Regions from separate parts of the Homo sapiens genome. Here region 2 is linked to region 1. The links are chromatin loops, found by intact Hi-C in ENCODE. Cell type or tissue: HepG2. All regions are shown on one strand. Each heading gives the region's core, and the rest is flanking DNA. Links, peaks and the distances in the headings are about the cores only.

What was found. Peaks named below come from ENCODE experiments on the same cell type or tissue, not always from the same donor. Only the 100,000 strongest peaks of a DNase experiment are listed, where the experiment ranks them.
Region 2: a loop joins it to region 1, with 12 times the contacts of the local background. A loop is called at or near these places in 4 of 110 quality-filtered maps.

The regions. Positions count from the first base shown.
Region 1 is chr11:47,429,847-47,441,255 of GRCh38, reverse strand. It overlaps RAPSN (receptor associated protein of the synapse), which reads left to right. Exons shown (of 8, transcript NM_005055.5): 6 at 44-97; 7 at 2,325-2,524; 8 at 3,209-3,492. The coding sequence ends at 3,281. LOC124902673 (a long non-coding RNA gene) reads right to left here and starts at 3,632. Exons shown (of 2, transcript XR_007062669.1): 1 at 3,489-3,632. It also overlaps the pseudogene LOC124902820. In HepG2, for the core only: a CTCF peak has its summit at 3,106 (motif pointing right); DNase peaks (open chromatin) are centred at 995, 3,315, 5,465 and 7,948; H3K4me3 peaks cover 1,733 bases.
Region 2 is chr11:46,711,393-46,723,364 of GRCh38, reverse strand. It overlaps F2 (coagulation factor II, thrombin), which reads right to left and starts at 4,152. Exons shown (of 14, transcript NM_000506.5): 1 at 4,051-4,152; 2 at 3,503-3,663; 3 at 2,818-2,842; 4 at 2,525-2,575; 5 at 80-185. The coding sequence starts at 4,129. In HepG2, for the core only: no CTCF peak of the experiment used is centred there; DNase peaks (open chromatin) are centred at 4,214 and 4,964; H3K4me3 peaks cover 2,011 bases.

The DNA of each region.
Region 1 (11,409 bases), core at 98-8,097:
CAGACAGCTCTGCCCGCAGCCCTGGCCTATGCTCACCTTCCAGGCTCTGGATGCCATCGAGAGAGCCCAGGATCTGGCCGAGGAGGTGGGGAACAAGGTCAGACTTGATTCTGTGTCCTGGATCTGGGGTCAAGGGCCCAAGTGGGGAACTTGGGTCTGGGGAAGGGCCTTCCTGAGCCTACTCACGTCATGAGCCCTTCCTGATGCTGGGAGCTGCCTGCAGCCAACCCCATACTCTGGCTCTTTCTCTGCCACACACACAGCACTTCTGAGGGCAGGGCAGAAGTTTCATAGCTTGGAGGATAGCAGAATTCCTCAGAAGCTTCCTGATGTTGATTAAAACCCCTAACAGTGGGCTGGACATGGTGGCTCACATCTATAATCCTAGAATTTTGGGAGGCCGAGGTAGGAGGATCACTTGAGCCCAGAAGTTCGAGAGCAGCCTGGGCTACATAATGAGACCCATGCTCTAAAAAAGAAAAGAAAAGAAAAGAAAAAAACATTTTTGAGATTGAGTTTTGCTCTTGTCTCCCAGGCTGGAGTGCAATAGCGCGATCCCAGCTTACTGCAACCTCTGCCTCCCAGGTTGAAGTGATTCTCCTGCTTCAGCCTCCTGAGTAGCTGGGATTATAGGCACCCGCCACCACACTGGGCTAATTTTTGTATTTTTTATAGAGATGGGGATTCACTGCGTTGGCCAGGCTTGTCTGAAACTCCTGACCTCAGGTGATCCACCTGCCTCGGCCTCCCAAAGTGCTGGGATTACAGGCATGAGCCACCAGGCCCGGCCTCTACAAAAAATGTTTTAAAATTAGCCAGCTGTTGTGGCACACACCTGAGGTCCCAACTACTTGGGAGGCTGAGGTGGGAGGATAGCTTGAGCCCAGGAGGTCAAGGCTGCAGTGAGCTGTGATTGCTCCACTGCACTCCAGCCTGGGTAACAGAGTGAGACCTTATCTCAAAACAAACAAAAACTAACAGTGGCCTCCACTCCCTGAGCACTGAGCACACACAGGGTCCTTATGGGTACTGGGTCCAGTCCTCACTCTCTCCCTGTGAGGTGAGTACAGCAAGCCCCATTTTACAGATGAGGAAAAGTGAGGCTCAAAGAGGCGTCCAAGGTCCCACACCTACTAACTTGTCTGTTTTAACTACAAAGCCCATGTTCCAAATTTAATAATGGTATCTAGTGCTTGCTTTGGCAGCCCATATTCTGAAATTGGAACAATACAGAGAAGATTAGCATGGCCTAAAAACCAAAACCAAGGCCGGGTGCGGTGGCTCACACCTGCATTTTGGGAGGCCGAGGTGGGCAGATCACCTGAGATCAGCCTGACCAACATGGTGAAACTCTGTCTCTACTAAAAATACAAAAATTAGCCAGGTGTGGTAGTGCACGCCTGTAATCCCAGCTGCTTGGGAGGCTGAGGCAGGAGAATCACTTGAACCCGGGAGGTGGAGGTTGCCATGAACCAAGATTGTGCCACTGTACTCCAGCCTGGGTGACAGAGCAAGACTCCATCTAAAAAAAAAAAAAAAAAAATCGTCATAATCTTATTAAAACCTTAAAATCTTGAAAACAGGTTCACCACTTCTCAAAGCCTTCCAGATGTGCATTTCTACGAGATCCTGTGCACAGTCCAACCAAAATGCCAAAATTTGGTTGGATTATAGCCACTCTGGTTTACCTGGGTATCAGGCTGATCAGAAATGCTGATGAGCTATTGTGTGTATATTTAATTAATAAAAACAGGAAAGCAGATTAATTATTATTTTTTTTTGAGACGGAGTTTCACTATTAGAGCCCAGGCTGGAGTGCAGTGGTGCGATTTCGGCTTACTGCAACCTCCGCCTCCTGGGTTCAAGCGATTCTCCTGCCTCAGTCTCCTGAGTAGCAGGGATTACAGGCACTCACCACCACCCCCGGCTAATTTTTGTATTTTTAGTAGAGATGGGGTTTCGCCATGTTGGCCAGGCTGGTCTCGAACTCCTGGCCTCAGGTGATCCACCTGCCTCGGCCTCCCCAAGTGCTGGGATTACAGGCATGAGCCACGGCGCCCTGCCGCAAATTATTATGGAGTCTGTGCACCAGGTTTGGTCATAAAATCTGTCAAAAACATGGGGTCTCCAGGCAGTTCTGGGGGGTGAAGTCTTCTGATCTCACCCACCGCCTCATTCTGCATGAAAGGAAGCAAGGTCCCAGAGAGGGCAGGACATTTTTCCAAGGTCCATCAGCAAGACAGGGAAGTGGCTGAGACCGGAGCCTACCTGCACTGACTTTGTTCTCATCCCCCACTGGCGCTCTCCACTCCTGCGGGCCCCAGCTGAGCCAGCTCAAGCTGCACTGTCTGAGCGAGAGCATTTACCGCAGCAAAGGGCTGCAGCGGGAACTGCGGGCGCACGTTGTGAGGTTCCACGAGTGCGTGGAGGAGACGGAGCTCTACTGCGGCCTGTGCGGCGAGTCCATAGGCGAGAAGAACAGCCGGCTGCAGGCCCTACCTTGCTCCCACATCTTCCACCTCAGGTGGGGGCTCCTGGGGGGGTGGACAGGGGTGGGCAGGATCTCTTCGGGGCACTCTAGGGCCCAGCTGGCTTAATCACAGCAATAATACTAATAGCAAACACTTAACCTTGGCCAGGCGTGGTGCCTCACGTCTGTCTCGCAAGCACTTTGGGAGGCCGAGGCGGGCTGATCACTTGAGCCCCGGGGTTCAAGATCATCTTGGCCAACATGGTGAAACCCCGTCTCTACTAAAAATACAAAAATTACCCAGGCATGGTGGTGGGAGCCTGTAATCCCAACTACTCGGGAGGCTGAGGCAGGAGAATCACTTGAACCCGGGAGGCAGAGGCTGCAGTGAGCTGAGATCTGTGGCCATTCTTTTCATAATCCCCAAAGAGGAGTCAGAGAGGCCCCTCAAAGGTCATTAGGTCGGACGTCCAGGGCCAGACCTGCCGTGGGTCTGGTTCCATCCCATCCTCTCAACTCCCAGCCCCTGCTCTGCCCTGGAGGTCCCTGGGGCAGAGGAGGAGAGGGGCAAGCCGGGTGCAGTGGGAGCCTGGGGGGACCGTTCCCTTCCCTTCCACTGCTGCTGAACAGCCACCAGGATGCATCCCAGCCCCTGCAGAGGGCAGGCAAGGAAGGAAGAGAGGGCCCGGAGGGAAGGACAGGCCTCAGGGGAGTGGACAGGGCCCTTTGCCTCCCCAGGTGCCTGCAGAACAACGGGACCCGGAGCTGTCCCAACTGCCGCCGCTCATCCATGAAGCCTGGCTTTGTATGACTCCTGGCAGCAGGCGTGGGCTTCCTCCTCGCCACTCCTGCTCTTTCTCCACTGCACGCCAGAGGCCCATTTACTCCTGGGGCAGCTGCCAGGTCGTCCTCACCATAGCCAAGGCCTTGGGGCCTGCCCAGGGCTGCTCCCCTGGGCCCAGCTCCCCTCCCTGCCTCTTTGTACTTTGCTCTTTATAGAAAAATAAACTGTTTGTACCTGGTCCCAGGGATTCCGACTTTCCATGCCCAAGGTCTGAGGAGTGGGGAGAGTGGGAGTGAGGCGCCCCACAGGAGCTTCCTCAGACGCAAGCGTTTCCTCTGCACATATGTACAAGGGCCTCCAGCAGCCCCTCCAGGAACTTGGGATGCCACAGAGACACGATCCCTGCAGTGAGAAGCTGACGTGCAGTGGGTGGGAGGGTATATGATAAACAGGAAACACACAGTTTGGAAAGCCTGGTGGGAAGCTGCTATAGACGAATCGTGTCCCCCCAGATTCCCATGTTGAAGGCTTAGTCCGTTTGGGCTGTTGTAACGAAACAGACTGGGTGGCTTGTAAACAACAGGAATTGATATGTCACAGTTCTGGAGGCTGGGAAGTCCAAGATCAAGGCACCTGCAGATTGGGTGTCTGGTGAGGGCGCACATTCTTGCTCACAGATTGAGTTTTCTTGCTGTGTTCTTGCATGGTGGAAGGGACAAGGAAGTTCTCTGCATTCCTTTTTTTTTTTTCTTTTTGAGACAGGGTCTCACTCTGTCGCCCAGGCTGGAGTGCAGTGGTGAGATCTCAGCTCACTGCAACCTCCGCCTCCCGGGTTCAAGCAGTTCTCCTGCCTCAGCCTCCTGAGTAGCTGGGATTACAGACACGCATCAACATGCCTGGCTAATTTTTCTATTTTTAGTAGAGACAGGGTTTCTCCAAGTTGGCCAGGCTGGTCTCTAACTCCTGACCTCAAAAGATCCACCTGTCTTGGCCTCCCAAAGTGCTGGGATTACAGGCGAGAACAACCATGCCAGGCACAGTCCCTTAATAAGGGCACTAATCCCATATATAAGGGCTCCACCCTCATGACCTAATTGCCTCCCAAAGGCCTCACCTGCCTAATGACAGTCCTAGCAGGCTCATATAATGTGATAAGTTCTTTGTAACAATAAAGAGTAGAGCCTGGTTGTGTGCAGTGGTTCCTGCTTGTAATTCCAGCACTTTGGGAGGCCGAGGTGGGTGGGTCACTTGAACCCAGGAGTTCAAGACCAGCCTGTACAACATGGCAAAACCCTGTCTCTAGAAAAAAAAAAATACAAAAATTAGTCAGCATGGTGGCACACACCTGTAGTCCCAGCTACTCGGGAGGATGAAGCAGGAGAATCTCTTGAACCTGGGAGGCAGAGGTTGCAGTGAGCCAAGATCATACTACTGCACTTCAGCCTGGGGGACAGAGCAATACTCTGTCTCAAAAAAAAAAAAATAAGAGTAGAGGCCTGGCGCAGTGGCTCACACCTGTAATCCCAGCACTCTGGGAGGCAGAGGGGAGGTTGGATCACCTGAGGTCAGGAGTTCGAGACCAGCCTGACCAACATGGTGAAACCCCGTCTCTACTAAAAATACAAACATTAGCTGGGCGCGGTGGTGGGCGCCTGTAATCCCAGCTCCTCCGGAGGCTGAAGCAGGAGAATCGCTTGATCCTGGGAGGTGGCAGTTGTGGTGGGCTGAGATTGTGCCATTGCACTCCAGCCTGGGCAACAGAGCGAGACTCCATCTCAAAAAAGAAAAAAGAGTAGAGCCTGGTCCCTCTTCCTCATGTTCACCCCCTTCCCTAAACCAGTTCTAAAACCATTAAGTGGGACAGAGCAAGACAAGCATCTGTGTGGAGGGGTGACCTGGTGTGAGGCACTGGAATCTAAGCAGGCTGAAGAGTGTCCACACAGGGCAAGGCCTGGGGTGAGAGGTCAGAACCTGTGTGGAGAGAGGACAGAATCCACACATGGGGTTGGGTTGTTTTGAAGTGTCAGAGACCAAGCCCAAGGAGGGGCAGCCTGGCGTGGGCCATTGGGACCTCACCAGAGTAAGGAGGCATCCAAATTGGTGAAGGTTTGTGTGAGGCATCAGAGCTTGAGTAGAGCGAATAGGCCATGCACATGATTTGGGGCATCCTGGCAGGGGGCATTAGGTCAAGGATGGAGTGAAGAGGGTTCTGTGTGTGGAAGGGAGTGGCAGTGGAACACTGGGTACACAGAGGGGGTTGATCAAACAAGTAAGTAGGTCAGGTGCGGTGGCTCACAGTCTATAATCCCAGCACTCTGGGAAGCCGAGGCAAGTGGATCACTTGAGGTCAGGAGTTCGAAAGCAGCCTGGCCAACATGGTGAAACCCCATCTCTACTAAAAATACAAAAAAAAATTAGCCTGGCGTGGTGGCAGGCGCCTGTAGTCCCAGCTACTCAGGAGGCTGAGGCAGGAGAATGGCGTGAACCAAGGAAGCAGAGCTTGCAGTGAGCCGAAATCCTGCCACTGCACTCCAGCCTGGGTGACAGAGCAAGACTCTGTCTCAAAAAAAAAAAAAAAAAAAAATTAGCTGGGCGTGGTGGTGCACACTTGTAATCCCAGCTACTTGGAGGCTGAGGCAGGAGAATCCCTTGAGCCCAGGAGGTGGAGGTTGCAGTGAGCTGAGAGCACACCACTGCACTCCAGCCTGGGCAACAAGAGTGAGACTCCATCTCAAAAAAAAAAAAAAAAAAAGTAGGTAGATTAAGGACAGTGGAAGGCAGCTTTCTCACTTTTTTTTTTTTTTAGATGGAGTCTTGCTTTGTCACCCAAGCTGGAGTGCAATGCCTCCATCTTGGCTCACTGCAACCTCTGCCTCCTGGGTTGAAGCAATTCTCCTGCCTCAGCCTCCTGAGTAACTGGGACTACAGGCATGTGCCACCATGCCGGCTAATTTTTTGCATTTTTAGTAGAGACAGGTTTTCACTGTGTTAGCCAGGATGGTCTCGATCTCCTGACCCCATGATCCGCCTGCCTCAGCCTCCCAAAGTGCTGAGATTACAGGTGTGAGCCACCGTGCCTGGCCGCTTTCTCACTATTGATGGAGAGAATTACAAATATGGAAAGGGAGAGAACCAGAGTGGACCCTGTGGCGCTGAATTAGAATTGTAAGAATCAGTGTGAACTCATGGATTTCAAAATATACGGGTAGATCTAGAAATAAATATAGTTATAAATGTGCGTGTCCACCAGCCTGGGCGCAGTGATATGCCAACAGCAATGAGCTCACCCAGCAGCCAGGGCTTGGCTTTGAAACACCATGTTTCACAAAAAGGAACCAAGGCTCTTTGGTCAAGGGCCTGATTCCAGGGCTGGGTCATAGAGAGTACAAGATGAGCCAGAGCTATTTTGTGCCAGAAAGCAAGGGAAGTTGAAAGAATAATGAGGAAAACTCAAAGGCCACAGGAGCCAGCTTGGATGGGCTCCCAGCAGCCACTGATAATGAGTAACAGTGAATGTCGCAGCTCAGGCTGCCATAACAAGGCACCTTAGGATGAGAAGCTTAAACAACTAAAACTTACAGTTCTAGAGACAGGACATCCAAGATCGAGGTGCCAGAAAATTCAAGAAGCCTCTCCTCCTGACTTGCCCTTCTCTCTGTGTTCTTACAAGACTTTCCCCCCATGCTGCTGTGGTGACAGCAAGATTGAGCCCTCTCTCTCTCTCTTTTTATGTATTTATTTATTTTTGAGACAGAGTCTCGCTCTGTTGCCCAGGCTAGAGTGCAGTGGCATGGTCTTGGCTCACTGCCTCAGCCTCCCAAGTAGCCAGGATTACAGGTATGTGCCACTATGCCTGCCTAATTTTTGTATTTTTAGTAGAGATAGGGTTTCACCATGTTGGTCAGGCTGGTCATGAAGTCCTGGACTCAAGCAATCCACCTGCCTCAGCCTCCCAAAATGCTGGGATTACAGGCACGTGTCACCACACCCGGCTAATTTTTGTATTTTTAGTAGAGACAGAATTTGGCCATGTTGGCCAGGCTGGTCTCGAACACCTGACCTCAGGTGATCTGCCCCCCACCCCCTAGTCTCTTTCCCTCCCTCCCTCTGTCTTCCTCTTCCTATAAAGGCACTAATTGTCTGGGTGTGGTGGCTCACGCCTGTAACTCCAGTAGTTTGGGAGGCGGAGGCAGGCAAATCACTTGAGGTCAGGAGTTCGAGACCAGCCTGGGCAACACGGCAAAACCCTGTCTCTACTAAAAATACAAAAATTAGCCACATGTGGTGGTGCACATCTGTAATCCCAACTACTTGGGAGGCTGAGGTGGGAGTATCACTTAAGCCCAGGAGGCAGAGGCTGCAAAGAGCTGAGATGGCACCACTGCACTCCAGCCTGGGCCAGAGTGAGACCCTGTGAAAAAAAAAAAACGAAACAGGCTGGGCCTCATTGAGAAGGTGGCATGTGAGTGAAACCTTAAAGGAGGTGAGAGATTGAACTAAGCAGATTTCCTGGAAAGAGCATTCTCCTAGAGAACAGAATCCTAAGACAGGAGCTTGCCTGATGTGCTCAGGAGCAGCAGGGAGGCCTGTAAGTGAGCAGGAGGGAAGGAGGAGGAGTGGAGGCCAGGAGGAGAGTGTGGTGTGAACACATGCAGGACTTGGGAAGGACTTTGGCTCCTGCTCTGGCGAGTCGGGCACCTGCTGAGGATTTTGAGCAGAGGAGTGACGTGATCTGACTTGGTTTTACAAGAATTCCTCTGGTTGCTATGTGGAGAACAGATTCCATACAAGACAGCTGGCCTGAATGTTTCAAAAATGCCAAGGCCATGAAAGACCAAAATGATTGAGAGATTGTTCTGGAATAAAGAAGATTAAAGAGATGTGACAACTAAATGGATCATGTGACCCTTGACTTGATGCTGGATTTTTAAAATTATTTTATTTTATTTATTTATTTATTTATTTCTTAGATGGAGTCTTGCTCTGTTGCCCAGGCTGGAGTGCAGTGGCGCGATATCGGCTCACTGCAACCTCCACTTTCCAGGTTCAAGCAATTCTCCTGCCTCAGCCTCCCAAGTAGCTGGGATTACAGGCGCCCACCACAGCGCCCAGCTAATTTTTTGTATTTTTAGTAGAGACAGGGTTTCGCCATGTTGGCCAGGCTGGTCTATGAACTCCTGACCTCAGGTGATCCACCCGCCTCGGCCTCCCAAAGTGCTGGGATTACAGGCGTGAGCCACCGCACCTGGCCAACGATACTGGATTTTTTTTTTAAAGGCTATAAGGGATGTTTAGGGAATAATTTAAGACATTTTTATATAGACTATATATTGGATATTATTGCATCAATATTAAATTCCCTGGGTATGACTATATATATAGATAGATAGATTTTTTTTTTTTTTTTTTTTTTTTGGAGACAGAGTCTCCCTCTGTCACCTAGGCTGGAGTGCAGTGGCGCAATCTTGACTCACTGCTACCTCCACCTCCCAGGCTCAAGTGATTCTCCTGCCTCAGCCTCCTGAGTAGCTGGGATTACAGGCATGCACCACCATGCCCAGCTAATTTTTGTATTTTTAGTAGAGACAGGGTTTCTCCATGTTGGCCAGACTGGTCTCGGATACCAACCTCAAGTGATCCGCCTGCTTTGGCCTCCCAAAATTCTGGGACTACAGGCGTGAGCCACCACCCCCAGCTGACAAGGTATTATACTACCAATGTATCATAGCTATGTATGAAAATGTCTGTTTTTAGGAGACACGGGCTGAAGTATTTACAGGTGAAGTGTCATGAAGTCTGGAAGTTATTTTGATTTTTTTTTTTATGACGGAGTCTTGCTGTGTTGCCCAGGCTGGAGTGCAGTGGCCTGATCTCAGCTCACTGCATCCTCTGCCTCCCAGGTTCAAGTGATTATCTTGCCTCAGCCTCCCAAGTAACTGGAACTATAGGCACGCGCCACTGATTTTTGTATTTTTAGTAGAGACGAGGTTTTACCATGTTGGCCAGGCTGGTCTCAAATTTCTGACCTCAAGTGATCTGTTCACCTTGGCCTCCCAAAGTGCTGAGATTACAGGCATGAGCCACTGTGCCCGGACAGAAATGACGTTCTCTGTCATCCATGCCAGAGTGTGGTGGCATGATCATAGCTCACCGCGGCCTTGACCTCCTGGGCTCAGGTGTTCCTCCTGCCTCCACCTCCTGAGTAGCTGGGACTACAGGCATGTGCCACCGCACCTGGCTAATTTTTTAAAATTATTTTTAGAGATGGGCTCTCCCTACATTGCCCAGGCTGGTCTCAAACCCCTGGGCTCAAGAGATTCTCCTATCTTGGCCTCCCAGACTGCTGGGATTATAGCCATGAGCTACCTCACCCAGCCTGTAGCTTACTTTGAAATGGTTTGGGAATAAATGTGTGTGTGTACACACACAGAGGAAGAGAGAGCAAAGTCAAATGTGGCAAAATGTTATCAATTGGCAAATCTAGACGAAAGGTACACAGGTGTTCATTGTCTATTCTTTAAACTTTGTTGTATGTTCAACATTTTTCAAAATAAAGGGTTTTTCAAAATAGTAGATTTTAGGAAGCATTGTCCAGAGAAACAGAACCAATAGGATCTTTTTGCTTGTACTTTTGTTTTTTGTGTTTTTTTGTTTGTTTGTTTTGAGATGGAGTCTTGGTCTAGTCGCACAGGCTGGAGTGCAATAGTGCGATCTCAGCTCATTGCAACCTCCACCTCCCAGGTTCAAGCAATTCCCCTGCCTCAGCGTCCTGAGTATCTGGGATTACAGATGCCCACCACCAACGCCCGGCTAATTTTTTTTGTATTTTTAGTAGAGACGGGGTTACTCTTGGTCAGCCTGGTCTCGAATTCCTGACCTCAGGTGATCTACCGGCCTCGGCCTCCCAAAGTGCTGGGATTACAGGCGTGAGCCACCGCGCCTGGCTGCTTGTACTTTTAATGGCAAAAACTGCAATTACTTCTGCACCAACCTGCTATATAAAGAGATGTAGTATAAGGACTTGGCTCATGTGATTATGGAGTCTGGCAAGTCCCTAGATCTGCAGGGTGAGTTCTGGAGACCGAGGAGACTTGATGGTTTTGTTCCAGCCTGATTCAGAAGGTCTGAGAACCAGGAGAGCCGATGGGGTAGTTCTCCTCTGAAGGCTGTCAGGCTCAAGCCCTGTGAAGAATAATGTTTCAGTTCAACTCCAAAGGCAGAAAAGACCTTTATGCCTGTCAGAAGGGAATCTGGCAGGAAGAACTCCCTCGGAGTCAGCCTTTCTGTTCAACGCCTGCAACTGACAGGATGAGGCCCGCCCACATTAGAGAGGGCAACCTGCTTTCCTCAGTCTCCTGATTTAAATGTCAATCTTGTCTAAAAACAGCCTGACAAAAAGACCCAGAATAATGTTGAACCAAACACCTGGGCATCCCATGGCCCAGTCAAAATTAATCATCACAGGAGGGTTAGGGTAGAATCCAGGAGACCAGTGGAAAGGTCCCCATAATAATCTAGGGGTAGCGGTGGCTCATGCCTATAATCCCAGCACTTTGGGAGATGGAGGCGGGCAGACCGCTTGAGGTCAGGAGTTCGAGACCAGCCTGGCCAACATGGTGAAACCCCATCTCTACTAAAAATATAAAAATTAGCCAGGCATGGTGGTGTACACCTGTAATCTCAGCTACTTGGGAGGCTGAGGGAAGAGAATTGCTTGAACCTCGGAGGCAGAGGTTGCAGTGAGCCAAGATAGTACCACCACACTCCAGCCTGGGCAACAGAGCAAGACTCCATCTCAAATGCAACAGCAATGCCAAATAATAATAATAAGCTAGGTCTGAGATGATGGTGGCTTGAACCAGGGTGATAGGCAATGGAGGGAGTGAGAAATGGTCCTATTCAAGGGGGTTAGGAGGAGTTATATCTTTCGTTTTGGAAATTTTCAAATAGATACAAAAGGAGAGAAACCAATGATTTCCATCTCAGCCTTAACTATGCATTTCAGCACATGGACAATCTTGTTTACCCCCAAAAGCCCCACCAAGCTCCACACCCTCCGCTTGATTGTTTTGATTCAGATCTTACTATTTCTGAATTCTGGATATTTGTTTAAGGTAAAGTAATCCCAGCACTTTGGGAGGCCAAGACGGGTGGA
Region 2 (11,972 bases), core at 1,272-9,271, 720 kb after region 1:
CCAACAGGAGGCTGTTGGGCTTGAGGTACGCTTGCTCCCTGTTCTCAGCCCATGGTGGGAAGGCCGGCCCCTCACTCACTCAGGCTTATGTGGGTAGCGACTCCTCCATAGCTGGCACTCAATGCCTGACCGGGTGATGTTCACATGCCCTCGGTAGTTCGTACCCAGACCCTCAGCACAGTTACCTGCGGAGACCCCACCCCGGTCAGCCTTGGAGCCTGGGGACTTATTTCCTCTCTCCCTGCAAAGTTGTCTATCCCCCACCTCCCAGCTCATGCAGGTCCACAATCCTGAACCTGCATTCACCCAGCCCCTCTTCCTCTGCAACCAGCAGTTCTCCCATTCACTCAACAGTGGCCTCCAAATATTCGCTAAGTGCCTACCATATGACAGGCACTGTCGGGTGCTCAGTACACATCAACCAATAGGACAGTCACAGCCCTGCCCTCATGGAGCTTCCATTCTGTGGCTTCTCTTGGCCAGCAGGATGAAAAAGTGATGAAGGTCCTTTTCAACTGGCCCTGGTCTACCTGTCCCTGCTAGCTCAGCTTCTCATGCCTCTGGGTCTTTCCACGGATTGTTTCTTCTGACTGGAATGCCCACTTGTTTGTTCATCCATGCATCCCACCAGGCCAGGCAGAACTCTGCCTCTCCTGGGAAGCCATCTCTCATTTTTCTGGCAAACCAGACACTCATTTTCCTGTGGTCTCTTGGTGCCTTGAACAGAACTTTTCTTGCAATCACTTTATTGAATTATTTATTTTTATTTATGTATTTTGAGATGAGTCTTGTTCTGTTGCCGAGACTGAAGTGCAGTGGCATGATCTCAGCTCACTGCAACCTCTGCCTCCCAGATTCAAGAAATTCTCCCCCATCAGCCTCCCTAGTAGCTAGGATTACAGGCGCGTGCCACCACACCCCAGCTAATTTTTGTATTTTTAGTAGAGGTTGGGGGTTTCACTATGTTGGCCAGGATGGTCTCAAACCCCTGGCCTGGGCGCCCACCTCAGCTCCCAAAGTGCTAGGATTACAGGCTTGAGCCACCACACCCGGCCGCAATCATTTTAATATTTTGTATTTTTGTTCTCTTTTGAGATTTTGAATTCCTTGAAGGCAGAGACTGTATTTGATTCTCTTAAAATCCCCAGCACCTGATATAGTGCCTGGCACGTAGCAGGAACTTTGTAAAATGTCTGTTGAGTACGTAATTTAACAAATGAGGCTGGGCGCAGTGGATTACACCTGTAATCCCAGCACTCTGGGAGGCTGAGGCTGGTGGATCACCTGAGGTCAGGAGTTTGTGACCAGCCTGGCCAACATGGTGAAACCCCGTCTCTACTAAAAAATACAAAAAATTAGCTGGGCATGGTAGTGTGTGCCTGTAATCCCAGCTACTCAGGAGGCTAAGGCAGGAGAATCACTTGAATCCGCTAGGCGGAGGTTGCAGCGAGCCGAGATCGCGCTGCTGCACTCCAGCCTAGGCGACAGAGTGAGACTCCACCTCAAAAAAAAAAAAAAAAAAATGAAAGTATGGCAGCCAGGCATGGTGGCTCACACTTATAATCCTACTCCTTTGGGAGACTGAGATGGGAGAATTGCCTGAGCCCAGGAGTTCAAGATCAGCCTGGGCAAAAAAGGGAGACCCTGTCTCTTATAAATAAACAAAGAGTTCCATTTTTGTCGTGCTAAAGGTGCCTTCAGAACACAGTGCAGGAGGGAGGGTGCTCCCTGAAGTCTCAGCAAAAGTGGTGACATTTGAAGCAGTCCTTGAAGGATAGGAAAGTGTTCAGTAGATGTGATGGTCGCTCCAGAGGAAATTGACAACATATGCAAGGCCAGGTGCTAGAAACACCTTGGCATGCTTAGGGAAGTCCTTGGTGTCAGAGCAGCTGGGGGTTTGGGTTCCTGTTTGGTTCAGTGACACCTAAAGCTAGAAGGGGAATGTGACATCATCAAAGCTCTGACTAGGTGGGGGCAGAGACTCGGGTCAGGCAAAGGAGAATGAAGCCTTAAACATGAATTCATGGCCAGGCGCGGTGGCTCACTTCTATAATCCCAGCACTTTGAGGCCGAGGTGGGTGGATCACGAGGTCAGGAGTTCAAGACCAGCCTGGCCAACATGGTGAAACCCCGTCTCTACTAAAAATACAAAAATTAGCCAGGCGTGGTGGCGAGCACCTGTAATCCCAGCTACTTGGGAGGTTGAGGCAGAGAATTGCTTGAACCCGGGAGGCGGAGTTTACAGTGAGCCAAGATCGTGCCACTGCACTCCAGCCTGGGCAACAGAGCGAGACTCTGTCTCAAAAAAAAAAACATTAATTCATTAGTCCATTCATTCATTCATTCGTTCGCATGCCAGACACAGAGCCAGGTACAAAGAGACATCTTGACCCCAGGAATGGGAGCAATGTCAGATGCTGGGGACTGCCTCGGCCTCCACCAGCCACACTCCAAACCCACCCCTGAGCTCTTCTCCCAGGCTCCCCTCCATGTCCTGCTCCCCAAACCCGTGTCAGTTGCTCACCTTCCAGACATGCAGCAAGCTTATCTCGAGGCGTCCTCGCTGTCTCACAAGCTGGAAAAGACCCAGGTGTTTACCTTTGGGATTGGGGTATGGCCAGGATGAGCTGGAGTCAGGGTGGATGGGATGTTGGTGAGAAACAGAAAGATGGATGAACAGATGGGAGGGACCAAGGAAGGAGTGGGGAAGGGGTGGATGGGTGGATGGCTAGGTGCAGCAGAAGATTCTCTGGGTAGAATTCTCTCACTGGGGTCCCCAGGCCTCCCTTCCTGGGGCAAATCCTTCCCGGTGCTCACCTGTGTACTTGGCCCAGAACACATCCTGAAAAACAAGGGCTGGGAGTGAGGCTACGGCAGCTCCTGTTTTGTGTTGTTTTAGTAAATGTTATGTCTCCTCCTCACACTTTCCTTTACCCTGGTCACGCAGGGGGCAGGCTCTGGGGAGGTTTGTGGCAGAGTTTCCTACTTTTGTTTCCAAAAGGAGAAGAATATTTGAGGATAGGGGAGTTCCTCCAACACACACACCGAGACTGAAAGAGGCTGGGGGAGATGGGAGGAGAGGGGGCAGTGGGACCCTGGCAGAGCCCTACAGACAGGAAAGGCGACACAGAGCTCCAGGAACACTGAGTCTTGAGCCCGGGGGCTTGTGGTGGCCTCCCCAGAGTCCCACCCCTCAAGGGTGGTGTGGGAGTCTGCCGCTGAGGAGGCCATGTGGACACAGAGCTCCAGGGCAGGTGGATGTCTGAAGACTGTGGAGGCCTCCCCATGTCATGGAGCTGCACAGGGACACAGTCCAGGCACAGAGACCCCCAGGAAAGGCTGAGGCCGCTCCTCTTGCCAGCCCTGTGAGGAGGGGCTCAGAGTTGAAATGAGGCTGTGAGCAGCGAAGGGGCTGTGGCGTTCCTCGCTTGCTTCTCTGTGGAAGTGTCTAGAGTTGGGCCCGGTCTGAGGCCCCGGCACCGTCCGAGCAGCCCAGGCTCACCGTAGCCGTGGAGGACTCCAGAGCCTCGAAGGCCTCCTCGTAGCTGCACGTCTCCTCCACGCACTCTCGCTCCAGGTTGCCCTTGCGCACCTCCTCCAAGAAGGTGTTGGCTCGCCGGACCCGCTGGAGCAGCGACCGTGCTTGCTGAGGAGCCAGGAACACTGTAAGGCGGTGGGGGGGTCATGGGACAGCGGCCTCAGGAACAGGCAGTCTTGGCCATTCTGGGGGCATGAAGCAAGCCCACCCTCCCCTGCTGGCTTCTGAGAGAGGCTGTCTGGGCTGGTGGAAGTGCCTGGAAGGCTGCTAAATGTGGCCCCCTGTGCCCCTCCTACACTGCCCCTTGCCCCCAGCCTGCTCCCTATATTGGAAGAGAGAAGCAGCCATTCTCTTTCCAGCCCTGAGCTCCTGACTTCTTCCCTAAGCTGGCCGCCTGGGGCTGAGACCTACTTAGGGGCCAGCTCTGTGTGCTCTGTCCAGCCAGGAGACCCCAGCCCATGGGCCCACACCCCAGTCCTCCAGCCTGTTCCAGCCTGCAAGCACTCCCTTACCATGCTGGCTGTGCACAAGGCTACACAGGGCAGCCAGGGCCAGGCAGCCAGGCAGCTGCAAGCCTCGGACGTGCGCCATAGTGTGTCAGCTCCTGGGTCACTGAGGAATTGTCTGTCCTGACCCCTCTGGGTTAATGTTGAACTAACATGAAGAAATCAGCGGAGAGGGTGAGGTCAGAGGGTCAGGGCCGTGGGGACGGGTGGGTAGATAGTCCTCCTGTCCATCTCCACCATCTGGGAGGACAGGTCCTCCTGGGAGCAGGGATGGATGGTCTAGGAGGAGTCACAAAAAAGGTCACTGTCACCCCCATCTCCCACCCTCCCCCTCTGAGATTTAGCCCATTCTGGCCAGTGGGGCTATGAGACTTTCCTGGAGCTCCTTCGAATCCTAACATATAGCGGTGGTTGCTTGTCATCTCTGTGTGCCTCAGTTTCCTCATCTATACAATGGGAATAATACTTTGTTGTGAGGACTAAAGGAGATTAGGAATGGAATGTCCATGGAATATCGTAAGTTCTTAATCAGATCTGCACATATAGGCCAATGTGGGGGTTTGTATAATCATAATACACAGATATCAAAAATAGAGACAAAGATAAAAGGTGTGGCCTGATGGAAGTTGCCCCTCGCCATGGGATGCACCAGGGATAGGAACAGCCAACATTTGCCCCAGCTTCTCAGCCACTGGAGGAGGGGCCCATTTCTCCTCCTTCCTGTCCAGGGTGCCTGGAGGTGTGTTTGTGTGTGGCAGCTGCCTGGGAGGAGTCAGGTCCAGGGACTCTTGGGCCTTTAGTCTATCTTCTGTCACCTCCCAGGACCTGCGCCTGTCCCGGAACAGGGGCTACTGAAATCCCTGGGTCTCCACTGAGGGGCCCTCCTTCTCCCTGGCTGCCTGCCCCATGGCAGGCCTAGAGAGGCTTCTGGTCCTACCCTACCCTCCGCCCTACTCCTGTCCCTCCCCCATTTCCTGTTTGCAGTACCCAAGGCAAATATTAGTCTAAGTAGGACAGAGGGACAAAGAGCAGGAACACGGGGAGGCACAAGTTCTCGCCTCGCCTCACCTGTCCTTTGGGCCTGGCTGTTTGGGGTCTGGACCAGGTCATGTGTGGGAACAGGGAGTGTTGGCAGAAAAACTGGGGACCAGGACTCCCGCAAACACCTTAATTCCTGGGAGGCCCATTTCTTATATATTTTCATATATATATTTTTAGGCCAGGCATAGTGGCTCACACTTGTAATCCCAACACTTTGGGAGGCCGACATGGCAGGATCGCTTGAGGCCAGGAGTTTGAGACCAGCCTGGGCAACATAGCAAGACCCTCATCTCTACCAAAAAAAAATTAAAAATTAGCTGGGAATGGTGGTGCATGCCTGCAGTCTGAGCTACTGAGGAGGCTGAGGCAGGAGGATCACTTGAGCCCAGGAGTTCCAGGCTGCAGTGAGCTATGATTGCACCACTGTACTCCAGCCTGGGTAACAGAGTAAGATCCTGTTTCTTTCTTTCTTTCTTTCTTTCTTTTTTTTTTTTTTTTTTGAGACGGAGTCTCGCCCTGTCACCCAGGCTGGAGTGCAGTGGAACAATCTCGGCTCACTGCAATTTCCATCTCCCTGTTCAAGTGATTCTCCTGACTCAGTATCCCAAGTAGCTGGAATTACAGGCGTGTGCCACCACACCTGGCTAATTTTTGTATTTTTAGTAGAGATGGGGTTTCGCCACATTGACCAGGATGGTCTCGAACTCCTGACCTCAGGTGATCCGCCCACCTCCACCTCGGCCTCCCAAGTGCTGGGATTACAGGCGTGAGCCACCATGCCTGGCCTGAATGAGACCTGTTCCTAGAAAAATAAAATAAAATAAAATAAAATTGAATAAATAAAATAAAATTATAATATATATTTTGGGTTTTTGTTGTTTTGTTTTTGAGATGGAGGCTGGAGTGCAATAGCGTGAACTCGGCTCACTGCAACCTCTACCTCCTAGGTTCAAGCGATTCTCCTGCCTCAGCCTCCCGAATAGCTGGAACTACAGGCACCCGCCATCATGCCTGGCTAATTTTTGTATTTTTGTAGAGACAGAGTTTCACCATGTTGCCCAGGCTGGACGTGAACTCCTGACCTCAGGTGATCTGCCCACTTTAGCCTCCCAAAGTGGGGATTACAGGCGTGAACCACTGCTACCTACCTGTTGGGTTTTTTTGTTTGTTTTTGTTTTGTTTTGTTTTGTTTTTTTGAGATGGAGTCTCACTCTGTCACCCAGAAAGGAGTGCAGTGGCGTGATCTCAGCTCACTGCAACCTCGGCCTCCTGAGTACAAGTGATTCTCCTGCCTCAGCCTCCCAAGTAGCTCCCAAGTGCATGCTAGGGATTACAAGCATGCACTACCACGCCCAGCTAATTTTGTATTTTTAGTAGAGATGGGGTTTCACCATGTTGGTCAGGCTGGTCTCGAACTGCTGACCTCAGGTGATCCACCTGCCTCGGCCCCCCAAAGTGCTGGGATTACAGGTATGAGCCACTGCCCGGCCTCTTTGCAGACTTTTACTCACAGTTGCAGGCCTGTTCAGTATATGACATTCTTATACCCAGAAATGGCTATCTTAGCCTGGGCTGCTATAAAATTACTGTAGGCCAGGTGCAGTGGCTCACGCCTGTAATCCCAATACTTTGGGAGGCCGAGGCGGGCCGATCACAAGGTGAGGAGTTCGAGACCAGCCTGGCCAACATAGTGAAACCCCGTCTCTACTAAAAACACATAAATTAGCTAGGCATGGTGGCACACACCTGTAATCCCAGCTACTCGGGAGACTGAGACAGAAAAATTGCTTGAACCCAGGAGGCAGAGGTTGCAGTGAGCCGAGAGTGTGCCAATGCACTCCAGCCTGGGCGACAGAGCAAGACTTCATCTCAAAAAAAAAAAAAAATTACTGTAAACTGGGTGGTTTAAACAACAGACATCTACAAGGGGTCTTCGAAAAGTTCATGGAAAATGCGTATTATGAAAAAAGACTGCATGGATTTAAAAAAATTTTTGTGCACCAAAATAAACTCACACTAACTTGCTATAACATGAGTGAACAGGATGTAGTTTGAGGCACTAAGAAGGATAAGACATCAGTTTGAAGCGAGCCCTTATCAGAGCTAAATGAATTCTGCTGAAATTGAAGCAAGAACAAACAACAAATTTACGGTGAAGCTTGGGTGGAAGAATGGTGAAATCACTGATGCTTTATGAAAAGTTTACGGAGACAATGTCCCAAAGAAATCAGCAGCTTACAAATGGACAACTCATTTTAAGAAGGGACAAGGCAGGCCGGGCGCGGTGTCTCATGCCTGCAATCCCACCACTTTGGGAGGCCGAGGCAGGTGGATCACTTGAGGACAGGAGTTCAAGACCAACCTGGCCACCATGGAGACACCTCGTCTCTACTAAAAATAAAAAAATTAGCTGGGCATGGATGTGCGTGCCTATAGTCTCAGCTATTTGGGAGGCTGAGACAGGAGAATAGCTTGAACCCGGGAGGCGGAGGCTGCAGTGAGCTGAGATCGTGTCACTGCACTCCAGCCTGGGCAACAGAGCAAGACTCTTGACTCCCAAAAAAAAAAGACATTTTTTGGACAAACAAAAACACTTAAATATAGGTTAGGTGTTTAGTGCACTACCATGGGTGCAGGACAACAATGGACCCAGCACATGCTTAGTCTTCAGGGTCTGATACAAGCCCCCAGCCTCCAGGAACCAACTGTTTGTTCTCCTTGGAACTCTGAGGTCCCTAGTTGGTACCATGCAGCCAAGTTTGGCATTCCTGCCGTTCAGCACAAACACGGCCTGCATACTTAAAGCAGACATATATATATTTTTTGTGTGTGAGACGGAATCTTGCTCTGTTTCCCAGGCTGGAGTGCAGTGGCATAATCTCGGCTCACCGCAACCTCCGCCTCCTGGGTTCAAGTGGTTCTCTTGTTTCGGCCTCCCAAATAGCTGGGATTACAGGTGTGTGCCACCACACCCAGCTAATTTTTGTTATTTTTAGTAGAGACAGGATTTCACCATACTGGCCAGGCTGGTCTCAAACTCCTGACCTCAGGTGATCTGCCCGCCTTGGCCCCTCAAAGTGCTGGGATTACAGGCCTGAGCCACCACACCCGGCCTTAAAGCAGATATTCTTGCCCTATAGGAGCAAGGCCATAACAAAGCGGGGGGCAGGGGGTGCATTCCTGCCCAACAAGTTGGCGTCAAACAAAATCATGGGTAAAGACCAATGCTAAATTGTAAAGCAAATCTCTATAACCACTGAAAACAGTAAAATTATGTTCCAAGACATAGTGTTAGAGAATTTCAGGGCTCAAAGAAAGACCAGATATTATTAAATCCAGCCATTTCCAAGCCTAGGGCTGTGTGCACGTTCTACGGGGTGGCCTTGTCTTTCTGCATATATTTTGTTAAAACCTCAAAAATTGTGAATTTGCCTTATTAAGACAAAAATGAATTTTTTTCCCTTTCGACTGAAATTTTTTCTCTTTAGGTGGTGAATAATCTTATGTTTTTCTCAATCTGATCAGCAGTTTTCAATTTTTTATTTCTTTTTTTTTTTTTGCTCTTCTGCAGACAGTGACTTAAGCAGTTTTCTATTTTGACTAGAAAATGTGAGTAAGCGGCTGGGCATAGTGACTCACGCCTGTAATCCCAGCACTTTGGGAGGCTGAGGTGAGCAGATCACTTGAGGTCAGGAGTTTGAAATCAGCCTGGCCAACATGGTGAAATTCTGTCTCTACTAAAAATACAAAAAAATTAGCCGGGCCTGGTGAGCACCTATAATCCCAGCTACTCAGGAGGCTGAGGCAGGAGAATCACTTGAACCCGGGAGGCGGAGGTTGCAGTGAGCTGAAATCATGCCACCACACTCCAGCTTGGAAAAGTATAAGTCAATTTCTATTTAGTAAAAATCTTTAAAAATATGGGATCCATAAGAGAAAAAAAGAAGTTAGCAAATGGTTCCATGATAGAGCCAAGACTGGGAATCATTGATTTCATCCAACTGCCCCATGTCTCTATGTGGTCATGGAGGAAATGGAGGGGGCACGGTCATACAGAATTGGTGGTAGAGCTAGGATGGAAACCCAGACTCCTGCTTCAGACCAGCACTTTTGCCTCTCCCAACCCTTGTCCCCTGACATTCTGGTAGAGTACGGCCTCACTGGGCCATAAAGTTGACCCAGAGAACACGCACCTACAGTACAGAACTACTGTGCGGGTGATGCTGGCCTGCCCCAAACTACTATACCTGAGGGCACATGTTAAGTCCCTTAATTTTGCCTGTCCTCCTATTTAGGAAGACTGATGACAATACTGTTAAGTACAATTTAGTAATTTGTTTTTTAATTTTTATTTTACTTTACTTTGAGACAGGGTGTCACTCTGTTGCCCAGGCTGGAGTACATACAGCAGGCTGGAGTATGGTGGCGTGATAATAGCTCACTGCAGCCTAGAACTCCTGGCTCAAGTGATCCTCCCACCTCAGCCTCCTGAGTAGCTTGGACTACAGGCAGGTGCCACCATGCCCAACTTATTTTTTTATTAATTAATTAATTTATTTATTTATTGAGATCGAGTCTCGCTCTGTCTCCTAGGCTGCAGTGCAATGGCACGATCTTGGCTCACTGCAACCTTCGCCTCCCGGGTTCAAGCAATTCTCCTGCTTCAGCTTCCCCAGTAACTGGGATTACAGGCGTGTACCACCTCTCCTGGCTAATTTTTGTAATTTTAGTAGAGACAGGATTTTGCCTTGTTGCCCAGGCTGGTCTCGAACTGCTGAGCTCACAGTGATCCACCTGCCTTGGCCTCCCAAAATGTTGGAATTACAGGCATGAACCACTGTGCCTGGCCTAATTTTATATTTTTAGAGACAGGGTCATGCTCTGTCGCCAGGCTGGAGTGCAGTGGTGCAATCATAGCTTACTACAACCTTGAACTCCTGGGCTCAAGCAATCCTCCTGACTCAGACTCCCAAGTAGCCGGGACTACAGGCCTGCACCACCAAGCTTGGGTATTTTTTTTTTTTATTTTATAGAAACACAGTCTCACTATGTTGGCCAGGCTGGTCTGGAACTCCTGGCTTCAAGCGATTCCCCTACCTTGTTCTCCAAAAGTGCTGGGATTATAGGGACTAGGCCTACAATTTAGTAATTGCTCACCATGTGCCAGGTAGGCAGGACTTATGAGGTAGGTACTATACTTATCCCCATTTTATGGATGAGGAAACTGAGGCACAGGGAAGCGAAGTGACTTGTCCAAGTTGATGCAGCTAGTCAAGGTCAAAGCCCCAACCCACTCCTGAACACGTCTAGAGATGGAGCTTTTTATCATCTGTGATGCCTTGCAATCTCTAAAGGTCTCTGAACGGTACCCATTTTTTATTCTAAGATTTTTTTTCTTGCACTACTAAAGTTGCAAATCAGGACAGAAGAGCTTTGATAGCCCTCGCTTTCTGATTTTGGGTTCAGCAGCTATAGACACTGCCTGGATTGACTTGCATCTGTGAAAAGGCTCCAGCAAAATCTTATTAGCGTCTTTGCCCTGTAGCAAGAAGCATCCAAATTCAGTATATACATCAAATCATTAAAAATGACCTATCAGGAGTGAATGAGAGGAGAGGTGTGGAATAAAGGGACTTTCAACATTATAATTAATAAAAATTATATGTGGTCAGGCGCAGTGGCTCACGCCTATAATCCCAGCAATTTGGGAGGCCAAGGTGGGCAGATCACCTGAGCTCAGGAGTTCAAGACCATCCTGGGCAACATGGTGAAACCCCGTCTCTACTAAAATACAAAAAATTAGCTGGGCATGGTGGTGCATGCCTGTAGTCACACCTACTTGGGAGGCTGAGGCACAAGAATCCCTTGAACCCGGGAGGCAGAGGTTGCAGTGAGCCAAGATCACGCCACTGCACTCCATCCTGGGTGACAGAGTGAGGCGGTCTCAAAAATAATAATAAATAAATAAATAGACTAGGCATGGTGGCTCATGCCTGTAATCCTAACACTTTGGGAGGCTGAGGTGAGTGGATCACTTGAGGACAGAAGTTCAAAACCAGCCTGGCCAACCATGGTGAAACCCTGTGTCTACTAAGAACACAAAAAACAGTCTGGGCATGGTGGCTCACCCCTGTAATCCCAGCACTTTGGGAGGCCAAGGTGGGTGGATCACCTGAGGTCAGGAGTTCGAGACCAGGCTGGTCAACATGGTAAAACCTCGTCTCTACTAAAAATACAAAAATTAGCCGGGCGTGGTGGCAGGTACCTGTAATCTCAGCTACTCAGGAGGCTGAGGCAGGAGAATTGCTTGAACCCAGGAGGCAGAGGTCGCAGTGAACTGAGGCAGTGCCACTGCACTTTAGCCTGGGCGATAGAGCAAGACTCCATCTCAAACAAAAAATCCATCTCAAAAAATAAATAAAATGAAAATTATATTGAAATCAGAGGAAAAAAAAAATAAAATATATATATATATATATATATATTTTTCAGACAGGGTCTTGTTGTGCTGCCCAGGCTAGAATGCAGTGGTAAAATCACAGCTCACTGTAGCCTTGAAATTCTGAAAATATTTTCTCAGTGAAAAAAAATATTCCAGTGATTAGTCTTTCCAAGAATGGTCTGCCTTTTATTTGAGCTGGAAGAGCACTAAATTAGGAATCAGAAGGCCGGAATTCTGTCCTGGTTCTGCTACTGACTGGTCTTCTGACCCTGGCAAGTGACTTGTGTTGTGGCCTCTGTTTTCTCATGGGTAACTGTAACATGAGGATCTTGGGAGATGCTGTGTAACACCCATTCTCACTTGAGCCATGCGTGTTGCCAGAGCAGAGACTCCCAAATCACCTGCCTTCCAATCCGTTGGCTCTGTCCTGACCCTGCTCCGACCC